2 separate regions of the Homo sapiens genome follow, and region 2 is linked to region 1. A link is a loop called in an ENCODE intact Hi-C map of the cell type or tissue named here. Cell type or tissue: endothelial cell of umbilical vein. All regions are shown on one strand. Each heading gives the region's core, and the rest is flanking DNA. Links, peaks and the distances in the headings are about the cores only.

Evidence for each region. Peaks named below come from ENCODE experiments on the same cell type or tissue, not always from the same donor. Only the 100,000 strongest peaks of a DNase experiment are listed, where the experiment ranks them.
Region 2: a loop joins it to region 1, with 6 times the contacts of the local background. A loop is called at or near these places in 5 of 110 quality-filtered maps.

Annotation. Positions count from the first base shown.
Region 1 is chr2:204,110,362-204,118,626 of GRCh38, forward strand. No RefSeq gene overlaps it. Among named protein-coding and RNA genes, the nearest start is that of ICOS, 180 kb to the left of the region's middle. In endothelial cell of umbilical vein, for the core only: no CTCF peak of the experiment used is centred there; a DNase peak (open chromatin) is centred at 4,140; H3K27ac peaks cover 2,715 bases.
Region 2 is chr2:204,867,646-204,875,910 of GRCh38, forward strand. All of the region lies in intron 2 of PARD3B (par-3 family cell polarity regulator beta), which reads left to right. Among named protein-coding and RNA genes, the nearest start is that of PARD3B, 330 kb to the left of the region's middle. In endothelial cell of umbilical vein, for the core only: no CTCF peak of the experiment used is centred there; DNase peaks (open chromatin) are centred at 3,756 and 4,136; H3K27ac peaks cover 1,081 bases.

The DNA.
Region 1 (8,265 bases), core at 1,879-6,878:
GAACAACAACGACAACTCCCTCACCCTGTGCCCTGTGTGGTTAACTCCAACACAACCACAGCCCCCGTGCCGGAAGCTGTGTGTGGCTGAACGTCCCGATGTGATACTGAAATATGTGTAGAGGAAATGCCTCTTCTGACCCCTCAGTGAAGCTTGAAACTTGAAGGAGCTGATTGACATTTGAAGAAAGCAGCTATTTTTGTGTGTGTGCAATTTTCCCGGATGAAGAAAATTGTCCAGCTCTCCCTCTCCGTTGCTCAGCCCTCCCCCAGAGGCTACATCTCATACCAAGCAGTGGGCTCTAAGGGCAGGTCTGCTTGTGCTGTGAGGACACAGGTGACGTCTTTAAGGACCTTCTTTCCTGCTCCAGTATACCACATGTTGTGGTCAGCTCCCTGTAAGGCAGATATTGCAGCCACCTTTTCTTTCCAGGTTTACCAAAATAAATGCAGGGGGAACTATGGATGGAGCATTTTTTGCCCTGTTTGACAGGAAAGTGGCTGTTTGATCTTCCTTTGTGCTATAGGAATCTTCAGAAATCTCTTGGAAAATCTCATAAACCTATGTTAGTGGCCACATATGGGATCCATTAACTCCTCATTTCTGCTTGTTCTTAGCAAATTTTTGTCTGGTGACAACATAAAAACTTTGGATTGTTTTTGTTTTGCTTCACACCAGAGAGAACTCTGTTGACTGGCTTTAGTTTTGAGAAAATATTCAGCAAAAAGCAGACCGGGTTTGGAGTGAAATAACTAATTCTAAGTAAAGCTTGGTGGAACATTTGGTTCATGAGGAAGTAGGGGGACATTTTTCTTCTTTGGGTTTCAGGGGGATTCCAGAGTTGCCAGTGTTCTGGGAAGACGTCTCCTTTTCTGATGAAATTGAATAAGAAATCCGGGCTTTCTTCCTATCTCCAACTATGTGTATGGTGTGATTTTGGAATAGTGGAGTGGTCTCTCTTAGTTTCTCAATGTTTGTTTTCTAAATAGAGGACAAAGCAGCAACATACTCTTTTGCAAGACACGCCAATATCCTTAGATAAAAAGGTGTTAAATAATGACATCATACCAGTATTTGGAACTAAAATTACTCGTGTATGACAAAAACCAGATTGGAGGATGTTAACTCAAAGTAGACAGAGAGAAATTTAGAAGAAAATTGGCTTTTATTTTTCTGTTTTAAGTAATTAATAAATGAAACACAACAATCTGCGCTTTCACCCACAGGCAGCATCAGGGGACATCAAACATTGCCTTTGAAGTGGGCCCCCAGTAGGGAGGACCCCACTGTTCAGGCTACTTTATAGTGGTAATATACTGTCTGGAAAAAACAGATGCCAAGAAATTGTGCAGATTGTATCTCTGAGCATCTGAAACCCTAAAACTTCAGGGGGCCAAGGAAGGTCCCAGCCCTTTGATTTTTTTTCTCTTAAAAAAAAAAATTGGCCTAAAGTATTAAATTGAAACAGGCACTTCATTTCTTTCCTTCATTTCTCCCTTCACCTCAGGAGACCTACGTTAAATTCCACTTAGATCACAGCTAGATGTGGGTTTGATGGTCTCAAGCCACCTTTTAACTGTACGTTCATCCCATAAATAGAAGACGAATAAAGATGTCAAACTTCATCCATATGATATTCTGACACACGTGGCTCTCTCTGTTAAAGAGGAGCTCAGATGAAGATGGGCTACAATGGATTCTACAGAGCAGAGAACTGCAACAAACCACAGTGAATTTGCACACATAAACAAGAGCAGTGTGGATTACAAGACGGTAGTTGGCAGAGATTCACTTGTCAATGTCGTTCTGAATGGATGTTTGCAGAAGGACAGCAATTGGGCTGGTGAATTCAGTGTGGGCCACTTTCCTAAAGCCATCGTCATCAAACTTTGTGTTTAAATGTCTGTTTTCCAGGGCAAGCCAAGTAAGGCCTATGCTTAAAACAAGGTGTTTTGAAATCAGATTTAGCTCTTCATGTTCTGAGTAAAGATACAGGGATACTAATTTGGGGATTATGCTATTAAGATTTACACATTTATCTGTGTCCTAACTAGGCAAAGAACCAAATCTAACAACTGGAAAGCAAGAAATATACTGCCAAATATTGGTAATTTCTTCCCTGGAATACTCATGGCTATTTTTAGTTTGTTAATGTAAAAAGCAGTGAGATGAAAAGTGAAGTGATCTGTTTCCAGAAGAAAAACCGGTCAAATCTTCATTAATAATTCCTGTAGAACGCTCCATGGGCCTTTATCTGACAGCGTGACAAGCTGAACTAAACAACAGAGACTGTAGGAATGTAAAAGACATAATCTTAACACCAAACCTTCTGAAGATTTGGCTGTCATTTTACATTAAAGGCAAAGGGTAAAAACCTCCATTGAACAGACAGAGTTTGCAGCATGATTATAGTGCTAAAATTTAGTGGGGAAGAAAAAGCTGACATCAGAGTTAGTAAATGGTGGTGTTGCAGGGTATCGAACAACTAAGCTTTCTTTGCATGACTAGCTGGAGGTTTTTGAGTGTGACGGATATGACGCAGGTATGATGAGATGTAATTTAATGATTTTTAGGCCTGGTGACAAATCTTCATTATCAATAAAGACCGTGTAACAAGTGTTGAGCTATAACCATTGCATAAAAACTAACTCAAGAGTCTAGACTCTGCTTATATTTCCATATAGTGATTTATACTTCCCAATGTCTTTACATATTATAGTGTCTATTGAATCATGACAATGCTATGGGGCAGTCAGGGTAAACATTATTATGCTCTTCTACAAATGAGGAGCTCAGTCAGAAATACAAAAGGACTTGTCCAGGGTTAATTACCTGGTAAATATCTGGGTTGAGATTAGATCCAGTTTTTCTGCCTTTGTACCTGTGCTTTTGCTCTCTCTGTCTCTCTCTCTCTCTCTCCATATATATATATATACACACACACACACACACACACACACACACACATATATATATAAAAATACAATATATTTTAATTTTATCTTTATTTTTTAGAGACAGGGTCTTGCTCTGTTGCCTAGGCTGGAATGCAGTGGTGTGATCATACCTCACGGCAATCTTGAACTCCTGGACTCAAGCAGTCCTCACCATTCGGTCTACCAAGTAGCCAGGACTACAGGCATGAACCATCACATCCAGGCAGGTTTTTTTTTTTTTTTTAATTTTTATTTTTTATGGAGGCAGGGGCTTGTTATGCTGCACGGGCTGGTCTTGAACTCCTGGCCTCAAGTGATCCTCCTGCCTCAGACTCTCAGAGAGCTAGGATGATAACTGTGAGCCATCATGCCTGGCCTCAATATATTTTAAAAATAAAAACAAGTGCAAGCTGCAAAAGTTGAATAGATCAGTGTCTATCCAGGCAAAGATTTCAGAAAAGAGTTAGAGTTAGCAAGAATAGATATAAAGGCAATGAGCAAGGGCTATGGGAGCACATTTATGTTGCAGCTCCTCAAAGTTGCAGGTCTTCTTGTCCATCATGTGAGCAAAATTAAGGCAGGAAATTGTCTGTTATTGTGGTGTGGCTACTTTTCCTAAGATCACATGATAATTCATAATTAATGATACACTAACAGTAACTCACACTTCTAAAGTACTTATTTTATGTCAGGCTGTATTCTAAGCCCTGTACTGTACATCGATTCATTTACTTCCTATGGGGTAGGTTTTAATATTATTCCCATTTTATTGACAAGGAACCTATAACTTCATCTGTCAGAGTTTTTAGCTGGGAATCATTCTGCAATAAGGTTAAGAGGTATTATAGAAGTCTGTTTGGGCCAGCCTTTAAAATAGTGTACATAATATCTCAGGCTGCAGAGAGAGAGAGAGAGAGATGAGAGGAAAGAGAGAAAGAAAGATGGTGGGAGTGGTGAAGGCTGGGAAGGCATCTCTCTCTCTCCTCATTCTCTCTCTCACTTTATCAATATTTCCTGAGCACACCCTGTCAATGCTCCCTTTGTTAATAACCTTTCAGTTCTTTCAGAGCAAAGGTTGGCCTGCAGCTTTCTCCCCTTCCTGCTGCCTGTCAGGAGAGGAAATCGCAGCTTTCAGAGGGACCTGACACAGGGGGAACTGGATAGCACCAAGGGGTCAAGGGTAAGAATGCAGGGAACAGTGAGAAATCCCAGATAGTGTCCAGCCGGGGCTAGGCAGGAAAGGCTCTGTCACATGTGCTCCTCCTGTTTGCTGTCTTTGGTTCCTGCAGGAAAGAAAATCACAGCAGATTTTGCGTGACCATGGTGCACACTCAGCCATCCAAACTGCTAGAGAACAATCGAGGGCTTTAGGGGAGGCGTTATCTGAGACTGTGGTTTTGCCAATTTCCTGTGTATAAATAAGCCAGGAAATTTAACTGAAATGATGTGGTATTGGTTAGATAACATAGATTTATGTAAAATTCATTATCAGATCCTATTGATCTAATAACCTAAGTGGCAAATCACACTGTGCGTAGTGGCAATGGGGTACGGAAAACACCTTATGAGAAGAGCACATTATGAAACCTCGCTTTGCGATCATCCAGCAGATTCCCTTCAGTGCATCTCAGTTGAAACTGAACTTCTGACCCCATTAAGAATGGGGTACAATGCATGCACCTTTCCTCCATCTATCTTGGCTGCTTCTGCTCTGCCTTGAGGACTTGGCTTTTGACAAGAACACACTTCTTCACAGAGGTCAGTGTGTCCTGATGTCAATCTCCTTCAGCACATTTTGCTCAGGGTTCAGGTCTCCCGAGTTATGAAAGGACGATCAGATACAGGCAACAAAATGACAGACCAGGAGGTCACTGGTTAAAGGGCTGGCATTGATTGTTTTGCTAGTGATGTTTCTAATTCCCATTAACTTTCACTAAGAATTATGTGTATGGAGCATGAGGAGGAGGCACGCTTATTAACTGAGTGTTACTCTCCCACTGGCAGTGAATACTACCATTTATTAATGAAGCTGCATGCTCTCAAAACATCTAATTGTAAAGATCATAGAATTTTAAACCTAGAATGGGCATTAGAGATCATTTAGTCAACTCCCTCACTTTAAAGAAGAGGAAACAGGTCCTGGGAGGCTAATCACTTACTCCAGGAAGGTCATTTAGTTAGTGGCAGAGTCAGGGCTCCACCCATACCCCACCCCCACCTATGCCACACTGACAAATTAACAAGTTTTAAATAGCTTCTAACACTTTCGGAGCCAGAGTGTGAAGTTCAATCTGTACTGCATATGGGTGCATATGGAATTTGAGGCATATTTAGTGGCTAGAGGCTATGGGCAGGTTATCTTTTAAAAATGCAAATTGCTATGTACTAAATAAAATGAATGTAAGTTTGAGGAAGTTCGTTCAGCTGGAGCTAATAGGCAATAGTGTTAATTAGTCCAAGGGAATGGGTCCAGTTTCCGCAAGGGCCAATTAGCTTCATACAATGGGGAAAAAAAAAGACTGTTTCCTAGACTTGGACTGTACCCCAAACTCAGCCCGCCTTGTCCCTGGGGAAACCAGGTGAGAGAGTGAGAATGACACAGCACAAATTCCCCTCCCCTGCTGGAAAAACAACTCAAGGCATTTCTCAGTGGAATCACCTTCCTACATTCAGGACAGATGTTTTGGAAAAAGTTGTATTAAGGCTGAAACATGGGGCTTCCTTGGAGCACATTTTCACACCCATTCTCCTCCCTTCTTTATGAAATGATGGTGACAGGGATTTTTACTGGAGTTTTGCAGATTAGCATCAAAGACCCAGAGAGGTAAAGTTATATTTTTTCACCCAGACGCAGGCAGTGAGAGAGAGCATTGGTTCAGGAGCTGGACCCAAGTCACTCGGACTTTTCATTGAACTAGATACAGCTTACCATAGGCACAGAGCTACCGCTTTCCCAACACAAAGAGGAAAAATGAAGGCATTCTGAGCTGCATTGATGTACTGGGTGTTTGCCCAGCTAGAAAGCCTGTTTCTTCTCCGTGACTGGGCCAAAAATAAAAAAAAAGAAACACGTGGTCACAATTCAACTGCAGTTTTCCTTGGCAAAATATAAACAGGCCCAAATGAGAAGTCTCCTGTAGTGCTGCCTGAAACGGCCCTGGCCCTATTTCATGAGTCCAAAATCAGCGACACATTGATGAGGATGGGGGAGGAAAGAGTGAGCACAGCAGAGAAAGGAAACTTTAAAATACACAAGTGAAGGCACAGCACATACAACTTCCATGTCTGTCTGGCCCTTTTTGGTTAATTATTGCTTATTTCAGGCCATGACTGTTTGTACAATGGTGACCTAGTTTATCCAGATTGGCTTTATCCTTTACAGAAATAACTAAAAATTTGTCAGTATCAAATGTAAAGCAGTCAAAAAGAGGCACCCAGTGTCTACAGATATTAAGTGGAGCCAAGCAACTAAGTCATAACCTTAGACACTTTACAATGTTCTCCCAGATAAAGCAGATTTTAAGCACCATAACTGAGATTGCTCCTCATTTTAACTATATTGTCTTTTGACAACATGAACACATTAACTATTGTTCAAAAAGATTTTTATACATCACTACACAATTCAGCCAGCACTTAGATTGAATTCTATTTAATCCAAGAATTCCTGACCATAATGCAGAGAGTTTGGGCAGCTTCTCTTTTACTCTTACCTAAGGTATTTTATTAAATGCTTATGGTTTCCGTGAAACTTATGTTCATAACTGAACAGAAAGCAGCCAAGACAAGCAAGAATAGCTTCTCAATGGACATTCTTTTTCCTGGCATCTCATATCCATTTGGGTGGGAGTTCAACAACAGGCTAGCAAGTTTTTCTCTTTGGGCCCGTACCAGAGGCCTGATCTCATCTGATTGTTCAGTGCTAGCATGGTGAGGTTGGGAATTATAATTGAGAACCTACTGACAATCAGGTTATTGTTTGATCTAAGCTGAGATGGTAATAGAAAGGTCAAAGTTGTTGGAAGGGGTGCAGGTATCATTTGGTCTAGCCCTCAATTCTTTCCAGTCTCTCTTCCATACCTCTATTTATAGGAAATGCACTTTTCCGTGAGGAAGCCCATTCTAGTTTTGGCCACTTCTAATTGTGATAAAGTTGTTCTTTAAAATAAGTGAAACAGGAAATTTTCCGTGACCCCTTGGGGCACCTCGCTTACTCAGCCTGCTGCAGTTAACCCCTCACGGGAGGGGGAGCACTCAGGTGAGTGGGTGCAGGAGCCAGGACAAGTGTTTCTGGGCACTGGCAGGAGCAGAACTCTGTGCAGCCTCACAGCAGCTTCTGGAGCCCCAGAGGGCATACGTTACAGTGCTCTTTTAGCTTTGCCATCCATGGATAGCTTAAGTGTTAAACAACTCAACTGCCCACATCCGTGGCTCCCAAGCTCTTGTTTGGTGTCCAAGAAGAATCAGGTCACATGAACGAATTGGAGAGTAGTGAATACAGAGGATTTTATTGCTGATGAAAGTGGCTTTCAGTGGGAAGGGGAGCTGGAAAGGGGGTGGAGCAGGCAGGTGGTCTTCCCCTGGAGTCTGGCCATCCCTGACCAGGCTCTTCTCCAAAGTCCCACCGTCAAGCCATCCTTCTGAAGTCAAGCTGCTTCTCTCTGACGTCTGGCTGCTTCTCTTCTCTCCTTCTCTGCTGCTCCTCTGCCAGTGGAGCCTGGGGTTTTTATGGGTATGGGATGGGGGACGGGGTGGGCCAGGGTGGTTTTGGAAAAGGCAACATTTGAGTGGGAAAATGGGGATGTTCTCACTTTGGGCCACGGTTCTAGGCTTGAGGGTGGGGCTTCACCAGGGACCCCTTCCTTTTCTGCCTAGAATTTCTCTGCCTCCTGTTCCCATCATAAGGAGATACTGGCTTCTTATGTAACTTTGAACCACTGGTCCTGGTCTGCCCCCTAGAACCAAAAAACACAAGTTCAATCCCTGTTCTATCTTATAGATATTATGTATTAAAATCCAGCTATCTTTAACTTATGAATTTATTCAGTTTGCAGCTTATAGTGTCTATAGTGTCTTATTCAAAGTTGAATAGACCTGTATCTTCCCATAAGGAGTCTTCAGTCCATTTGTGTTCATGTCTCTTCTTCAATCTAAAATCTCTCAGTTCTCTCAACTTTTTACAAAACACAGAAACTTCTGTAATTTGGTTCTCCTCCTCTAGACTTCACAAGGAAAATATTATTACTAATGATAGTTATTGAGGATCCACTGCAAATTTGGTCCTGGACTGGGTTCTATAATAATCCTAACTATTCTGCAAGGTTAGTAT
Region 2 (8,265 bases), core at 1,950-6,949, 760 kb after region 1:
TTTTTAATTTTGAAATTTGATAACAGTAGTGAAAGAGAAATCCCTGACCATTTTATGTGTTTTGCCACTTCATTTCATATAGCTTCTTTCTCTTTCCGGCGATGTATTTAGCAGACATTTCTCTGTTTTGAATGGGTGTTATTTGGTTGTTAAAAAAATAATAATAATAACTAAATCCCATCGCTGCCTGTTAATCTTTAACTGTTCTTTAACTGTTGATATGAGCCAAATGGGAAGTGTTTGAAATATTGAAACTGACTAACCTACACCTTCTACTGTAAAAAGTATGGGAGAGGAAGCAGTGTCTTGGGCTGGCAAGGAATCCTTATGGACTAGATCTCAGAGATTGATGGAGCAGGGTCTGAGGGACTGTGAGTGTTCCCTGAGAGAAACATCCTAGGTGCCATCCTGCTTAGGGCATTGAACATTGTGAAAGATATCTGTATATCTCACTTCTGGGGTGGTGAAGGGTCTATGTGAATGACTTCATACAGGTCTCTACAAAGTAAGTCATGGCCAGTCTGGGCTCTATAAATAGATAGGGACTGTGCTTAACTGTCAGTGAATCTGAGATATTTTGATGCCTGTTATTTGTTATTGAGGATTTATTATGAGCCAAAGATAGTGTGCTGTACTTTTAAATCTTTATTTTATTTAACCTTCACCACAATTCCACTAGGTTAATATTAGTGCCATTATCTTTATTTTATAAATTAAGGACTGATTCATAAAGCTTATATAATTTACATATGTTCCCAGTACCCATAAGTAGTGGAACTATAGTAGAAGGATGTTGTACATAATATATGAGGTTTAAAAATTATCCACACCCATGCCTTAGTTGTAGAATTTTAAAACTAGAAAAATTTTAGAAATTATCCAGTCTTCCTCCACTATCACCAGTATTTCAGATGAGGAAGACCGTGAAACCCGGAGAATTTGAGTTTCCTTTTAAATACCCTGATCAAGCTCTGCTACTGTAACAACTTCATGGGAGGAACTCTACTTTTAGTGAATTACACATCAATATCACTTTTTACTGTCGTTGTCATAAATACTTTAGATTTAGATAGGTCACGAATGTAGTATATTTAAGTTCAAAACTTAGAGTTTCTTAATCTGTTGAGCTGGGGAGGATTGCATGAGGCAGGATTGAGTGGGACTAGTTAAGTTGAGACGATCTGTCTGGACTCTGCATTTGTGGTGGAGATCCCATGCAATGGCAATTAGGTAGAAAGAGCATGCAACTTTGGTGACTGACAATTTGTACTTAAAAGCCAACAACAGGGAATCAGGTGTTATACTTATCCGTCCAACTACCTCTGAAATACATGAAGTTACATGTATTTAAAAGGTAAAATGAGATATTCCCTGTATCTGACCTGTGTCTAATACAACTTTGTAGGCTGTTTGAGGTTGATGTATTTTTTCCTTTTAAAGGTTTTTGTTGCTATCAATTATCTACTTTATACAGATCAGATGTGATTTGTGAAAGCAAGGAGGTATTATATGTATGATTTTTATGGGGCTTTGTAGCCCTATTAGGGATGGGTCTTTTTGGTCTTCTTGGTTCATTTCACAGTTTCTCAAACTTATGTGTGGAATCCACTTGAAGAACATGTTAAAAGATTCACATTTAGAAATTCTGGAGTGGGGCCCAGGACTGTTCTTTCGCTCCTCCTTGCCTAGCAGCCCAGGGGATTTTGATACGAGTGATTCATAATCAAACTTTGACAAGCATAGAGTTACAAGTAGGATTGTGCTTCTGATCTTTCTAAGATGCCTCTGATGATCTTTCATGTAAAAAAGAAATATTTAGCTTATTAGACCACTGACAATTTCTGGGTTTTGCCAAATCTAAAATTAGAGCCTGAAGATTGTATTTGTTTATCTTTACCGAGATTATATTTAGGAATACCTAGGAACCTAAGGAAACAAAATATTTCAATGACTTCTTTGATGCAGTATGAGGTTTTCCTTTTAATGTAGACAGTTTATTTTTGTTGGCTGTGATTCTTTTTATGCAGTCTTGTTACATTGGGCTGAGACATGGAGGTAATGAATATTTTTCTTATCTAGGATCAAAGAATACTGAAAACAGGAAAAAAAAATGTGGGTATTCAGTCTCATCTCTACCCTTAACTTTTTGATATTCCTGCCTTGCTCTCCTCAAGTGTTTTGGAATTGTTTTAAAGATATGTGTCTGGTGTTTTTAATGTTTTGTTTATAATTAAATGTCAGAATATCCTTGTTTTCACAATGGCTGCAGGTGAGTGATATCCAGTCAATTACCAGTTTTCTGTTACCTCAGCCACTGGTCAGCATAGTGTTTTCTGATAGGGCTGTACCTACTGTGAGAACAGGTTGCAGAGGACACTGATTCCTCCTTTCTACCCTCTTCCAGACCTGCCTATGCATACTAGTGAAACAGGTATTTGTTTTCTCTGGATAACACCCTCTTCGCCCTCCATTTCTCTGTCTCTCTCTTTCTTGCCCTTTTCCAAGGCCCCCAATATAAGCATTTTGGATGGGGTGGTAGAGAAAGTCCCCTTAGATTGAGAAGCCAGTAAACTTAAGTATGCTGTCAGGCTTCAAGCCAAATAAAGTGCTGAGCATGACAATTAATTGGATAACTACCAGAATACCTCTTACTGTAACTATAATTCAGAATATCCCTAGCTGAAGTTAAAAAAATGATGTTAATTAATTTGAAAGTTGCTAAGAGTCCCTATCAAATGCCTGTGCTCTGTTTGCATGCTAGGTTTTGGCATTGTGAGCAAGAGGAGACACCGATAGTGAAGCTCTATCCTTCTGCTAGGGATTTAATACTCTTGACAAGCCAGGAAATAGGTGGTCATGTCTCTATCTCAAAGATGGAGGAGAATGAAATGCTCGGGGTAAGCGTTTCAAGCCAGAGCTGTCCTGGTTGATTAAGGTCATCTGATCACTTTGCTAAGTAAAATAGGAAGATGAGGACACATGTTGAAGAGTTTGCAAGAAGAGCAAATAATTAAATATTTTCTTTTAAGCTCTGTGAAATTAACTTGGAAGTTTTGTTGCATTTCAGTTGAATAAAAATAATACACAAAAATGAGCTGGTTTTTTAAAGTGAAGAAAGAGGTGCACATAATGTTTCCTTTGTGTCTTTTGAATATTTTATTTGGAAACTAGTTAAATTTGCTTAAATACCCATTTGTTTTTGGTTTCAGGGATTTTGATGTTTGTTTTGAGATCCTCAGCAACAAATTATATTTAGAGAAATGTGGGATTGCCTATTATTAAGACATTTTAAATTGTTTGAAAATATTTTTAAAACATAATAAAAGATTTATGCTTTTTAATTTTGTATCATCAAATCCAAACTGCAACTCCTTATGTTTTAATATATAATCATACATACATATATCATATATTGGGACATTAAAGTTTAGGGAAATGCAGTTTGCAGTAATGACTTTAGATGTTCTTCCTGGCTCTCTTTAATTTTAGGCCCAAAGTTATTTTCCTAGCTGTATTCACATTAATTGTTTAGTATTTTACTGCATATTTTTGTGTTTTTACATTACAGAGATATTTGTAGACTGTTCATGAATTGTAATTCTCTTTTTAAATAACCCCCTTTTGGGGACTTTGTGTGAATTTCCCTTTGATTTATTATAGACTATAAACAACTCAACAGACTCTATTGTTTGAATAAAAAATACTAATCATGTCATATTTCTGCATCATATCCTGATCTATCCTTCAATTTTAACTTTAGAAGTAGCTTCCTCTTTGTTTTCCTGAGCTCAAGGCAGAATTCAGAACACTTAGAACAATGTATGAGACAGAATAACATTTTCAATGGGGGGAAAAAAGTTCAATTCTAATCCCTTCTCACGTTATGTTTTGTATTTTTTAAACTTGAAGTGCTAGAAAAGTAAATAATAATGATATGAATGATTTTTTTCCTTAGAAAATCAACTGTCAATTAACTAATGAATATTCTTTTTAATCAGTGTTAATTGACAAATTTCCTGCACTTACAAACTCACTGCTTGCATAATAGTTTCATTTTGACTCTTCCTGATTTCCCTTTTATGTGTTGGTAGTCCTGTTGGGTGTAATTCTGCATTATTTTCTAAATTCCCTCATCTGGAGCTAGATGGAGCTATGAGATCTTTTGTAAATGTATACAAGGCCAGTGGCTCTTCTTCATCTACTTGTGGCATTAAGTAGATTAAAACCCAATTTTAAAGCTTTCTTGTCCCTTTATTCTTAAAGACAGCATGGAAGAGAAAGTCTGGATATCTAAAACACAGTCATTAAAATGGACAGTCACACAGTTCTTTAATTATCATTTACTACTGAGCAACTCAAAAAACAAAAACCCAAACTCCCAAAATCAAAACAAAGAAAAACACCCGGCTACATATATACCTATTCTTAACACTATTGACTCAAAACTACATTAAATGTGTTTTCATTAAAAATATAATTATTTTTGTTTTGTTTTCCAAAAGATTATAATTCTCTCAGAAATCCACACAATACAGAAAATGATGGGAAAAGCATATGGCAATTGTTTTAGGACTTATCTGCCAAATTTTATACATACACATTTTATAGATAGATACATGGATAGATAGTTATATATATAACATACATGTAATATATATGTATGCATATAATTATATAAAAATGTAGAAAATATTTCACAAGGAAGGATTAAAAGTTTTGCTTAAAAGGTTTTGGATAAAATGTCATCTTCAGTTTCCCTGTATATAGGGACATTTAGATGATCTCGTCACTGTATCTTATCCATGCCTACAGAGCATTTTGGGAGGAAAGGTATTCATTTTTTGTGTTTGTTTAGTTTTTTGCTCAGCTTTTTATTGAGCTAGCTATGCGGTTTTCTTGACTTGTTATTCAGTGTGTTTAAGTCCTAAGAGATGTGCCCAGACTGCTGTCATACTGTTTAATATCTGTTAGGACAGAAGTTGTTAAAGGTCATCTACCTACTTTGAGAATCTAATTGTAATAAATTCTTCTGTGTGTTTCTCTAATTGGATTAACTTTAGCTCTATGCTGTTCACATATTTGGGTAATTATATGAATAATTTTCATTTACCTAATTTGGCAGATACTACATAAACCAAATACTTATTTGAACTCTACACCATCTTGCTTTTTAAGTTACTTGTAGGCTTTACTCTTGAGTCTTTTATTGTGAATTGTATCCTTTTAAACTTTAATGTCCCTCTATATTCTGTCCTTATTTGCTTCTCAAATCTAGAGAGGAGTAAACAGTATTTTAAACAATTTCTAAAGAAGTAAGAGGTAGGGAGGTGGTTCTTGATTTGGCTTTAATAAGCACTTCACTTGAAGAAAGGGCATTTTACTAATCTAGCTATTAGGTAAGTAAAAAGATAAAGATAATTATAATGTAATGATTATAAAATAACTAGTAGATAATTAACAGATACATAGATAGAGGTGTTACATGTGAAAGACCTGAGCAGTGAAGCTCTGCATAAGAAGGACAGACACTAAAGCGTATATCCTTTACAGGTAGAATCTTGTTCAGGATCTGCTTTTTCTTGCTTTACACACAATTTGACTAGGCTTCATTCTCAGTCTTTTACCCTAAAGAGGACGTGAATGCCATTCAGTCCTCACAACAGTAATATATGGCGAAAGCTGTTTTTCCTATCATAGCAGGCAAGGCAACTATAGCTGAGTCCAAGCCCCAGGTCTGAAAGTGGGAGATTTAGACTCGGTTGTCTGATTCTCAAGCCAGTGATTTCCCCAGCCATTCATTATTCATTTGTCCCCCAGACACTTCATCACCCATCCGCAGGACTTTCCTAAGCACGTATTTTGTGCCAGACACTCTTTTAAGTTGCTAACCATTTAATGGTATGTGAGACTGATGAGGTCTGTGCATCCATAGAATACAAATGCTTTTGAGGGTAGGCAAACAGTACATGAGTTTGAAAAACAAAACAACATGAAATTACAATGTGGTAATAAAGAAACAGGATGATGTGTGAGTAGCTAGAAACAGCCCTGGGTAGGTTGATCAGGGAATGTCTGTCTGCAGAAGTTACACCTGAGTCCACGTAATGATTCTAGCTGCAAATAAGAAAACAAAAATATAGTAGGCATCTGGCAGTGAGAGAAGAGGCAGGCTAATAGTAAACAAGAAGGGCAGATAGGAATAAAACAAAACTAATGGCCATGTGTGGTGGCTCACACCTGTAATCCCAGCACTTTGGGAGGCTGAGGGGAGCGGATCACTTGAGGTCAGGAGTTCGGGACCAGCCTGGTTAATATGGTGAAACCCCATCTCTACTAAAAATACAAAAATAAGCTGGGCATGGTGGCGGGTACCTGTAATCCCAGCTACTTGGGAGGCTGAGGCAGGAGAATTGCTTAAACCTGGGAGGCAGAGGTTGCAGTGAGCCCAGATTGCACCATCGTACTCCCGCCTGAGCGATGATCAAAAAACTCTGTCTCAAAACAACAACCACCACCACAACAAAACAAAACAAAACAAAAAACAAAACTAAGTGTGGGAGCTCTAGGTTTAGGAACAATGAATGGCCCCTTTTAGCACACATGTCTCTCATGACAGCCCTGTATTACATCAGGGTACATTAATTGATGCTTATGATGATTAAAATAATTTATACAAAAAGATGCGTGAATTCTGTTTTAAAAAGTAAGCACTCCTGAACAATTTTAGGAAAAGTACTAAATTTGAAATAAGTTTTGGTGCTTAAAATGGGTAAAGAACCAGTAGTAAAACATTCACCTCAAAAGACAATTACAATATTGGGGATGACAGAGAAGAGAGAAGGGAGGCCTAACTGTAACATTTATATTTCTTAGTTTTTAAAAGATATCCAGTACATATGGATATACAAGGTAGGGTAAAATTTTTTGTTATTTTTTTTTAAAAATCGAGGTATAATTGACCAACAAAAGGCACAGGTTTTACATGAACAGCTTGATGGGTTTTAACAAATGTAGTCACATGTGTCACCACCACTCCAACAGAGACGTAGCTGTTTTTCATTATTTCACTAAGTTGCCATGTGCCTCTTTCCAATTAGTTCTTCCCCACCCCTGAGGCAAACACTGCTCTGATTTCTATAATATCACCCTAGCTTGGTTCTACAAGTGCATATAAAAGGAATCATAGTTGCTATTTTGTGGGACTTGGGTTCTGTCATTCAATAATTTTTGTGAAATTCATCCATATTGTTGCAGGCATCAGTGGTTTGCTCCTTTTTTATTGCTGAATAGTATTCCACTGCATGAATATATCTCAGTTTATTCGTTCTCTTCTTTAGCTATTCCTGTGGTCAAGAGATGATACCTTGTGTTTTTAATTTATATCTCCCTTATCATTCATGATTTGATCTTTTTATGCTTTTTAAAGTTTAATCAAGGTTTTCAACAATTTTACTAAAATATAACTTACATACCAAGAAGTTTTCCCATTTTAAGTATACAATTCAGTGGTTTCTGGTATATTTACAGAGTGGTACAACCATCACCCTAATCTTAGGACATTTTAATCACCTCAGAAACAAGCCTTTTACTCATTGGCAGTCACTCTCCATTCCCAATCTATATAATTTTAACAGTCTTATAATTTTGTATATTCTTTATCAAAGTCCTAGTAAACAGCTCTCTCGGCTTTATATCTGTACACCTTAAGCATAGTGATGGTGTGTTGCCTTCTAGTTTTCAATTCCTTTGTGGAGCATCTTGTGAAAATCTTTAGAGGGAGTCAATTAGAACAGTACTCTCAAACTTGAATGTGCTTTCAGGTCTCCTTGATAAAATGCAGATTCTGATTAGGTGGGTCTGGGGTGGGTCTGAGATTCTGTATTTCCAACCAATTCCGACATCATGCCCACACTGCCAGCCTGGAGACCACTTTGAGCAGTGTGGTAAGAGACTTTGGTTGGCCTGCCTTGAAAGAGAAACGGTGTCACAAAGACTGTATGTTGTAACTCTTTTATCTGACAATTTATGTGCACATGAAGTTTTTGTTCTCAGAGCAGTTCTTAATCTGTTTTGAGTTTTTACAAGTTCGTTACTTCTCTTTGTAGGTATGTAAAAAGGAAATGGACTTTGAGAGTTTTAAAGGTAGGATTAAGAAGGCGGCCCTAAAAATCTTACAGTATGTCATTGGTTTGTTGATAACTCACTGAAGAGCCTGCTGAAGAATAAATAAGAAACATCTGTACAGGGTGAATCTTTCGGGTTCTC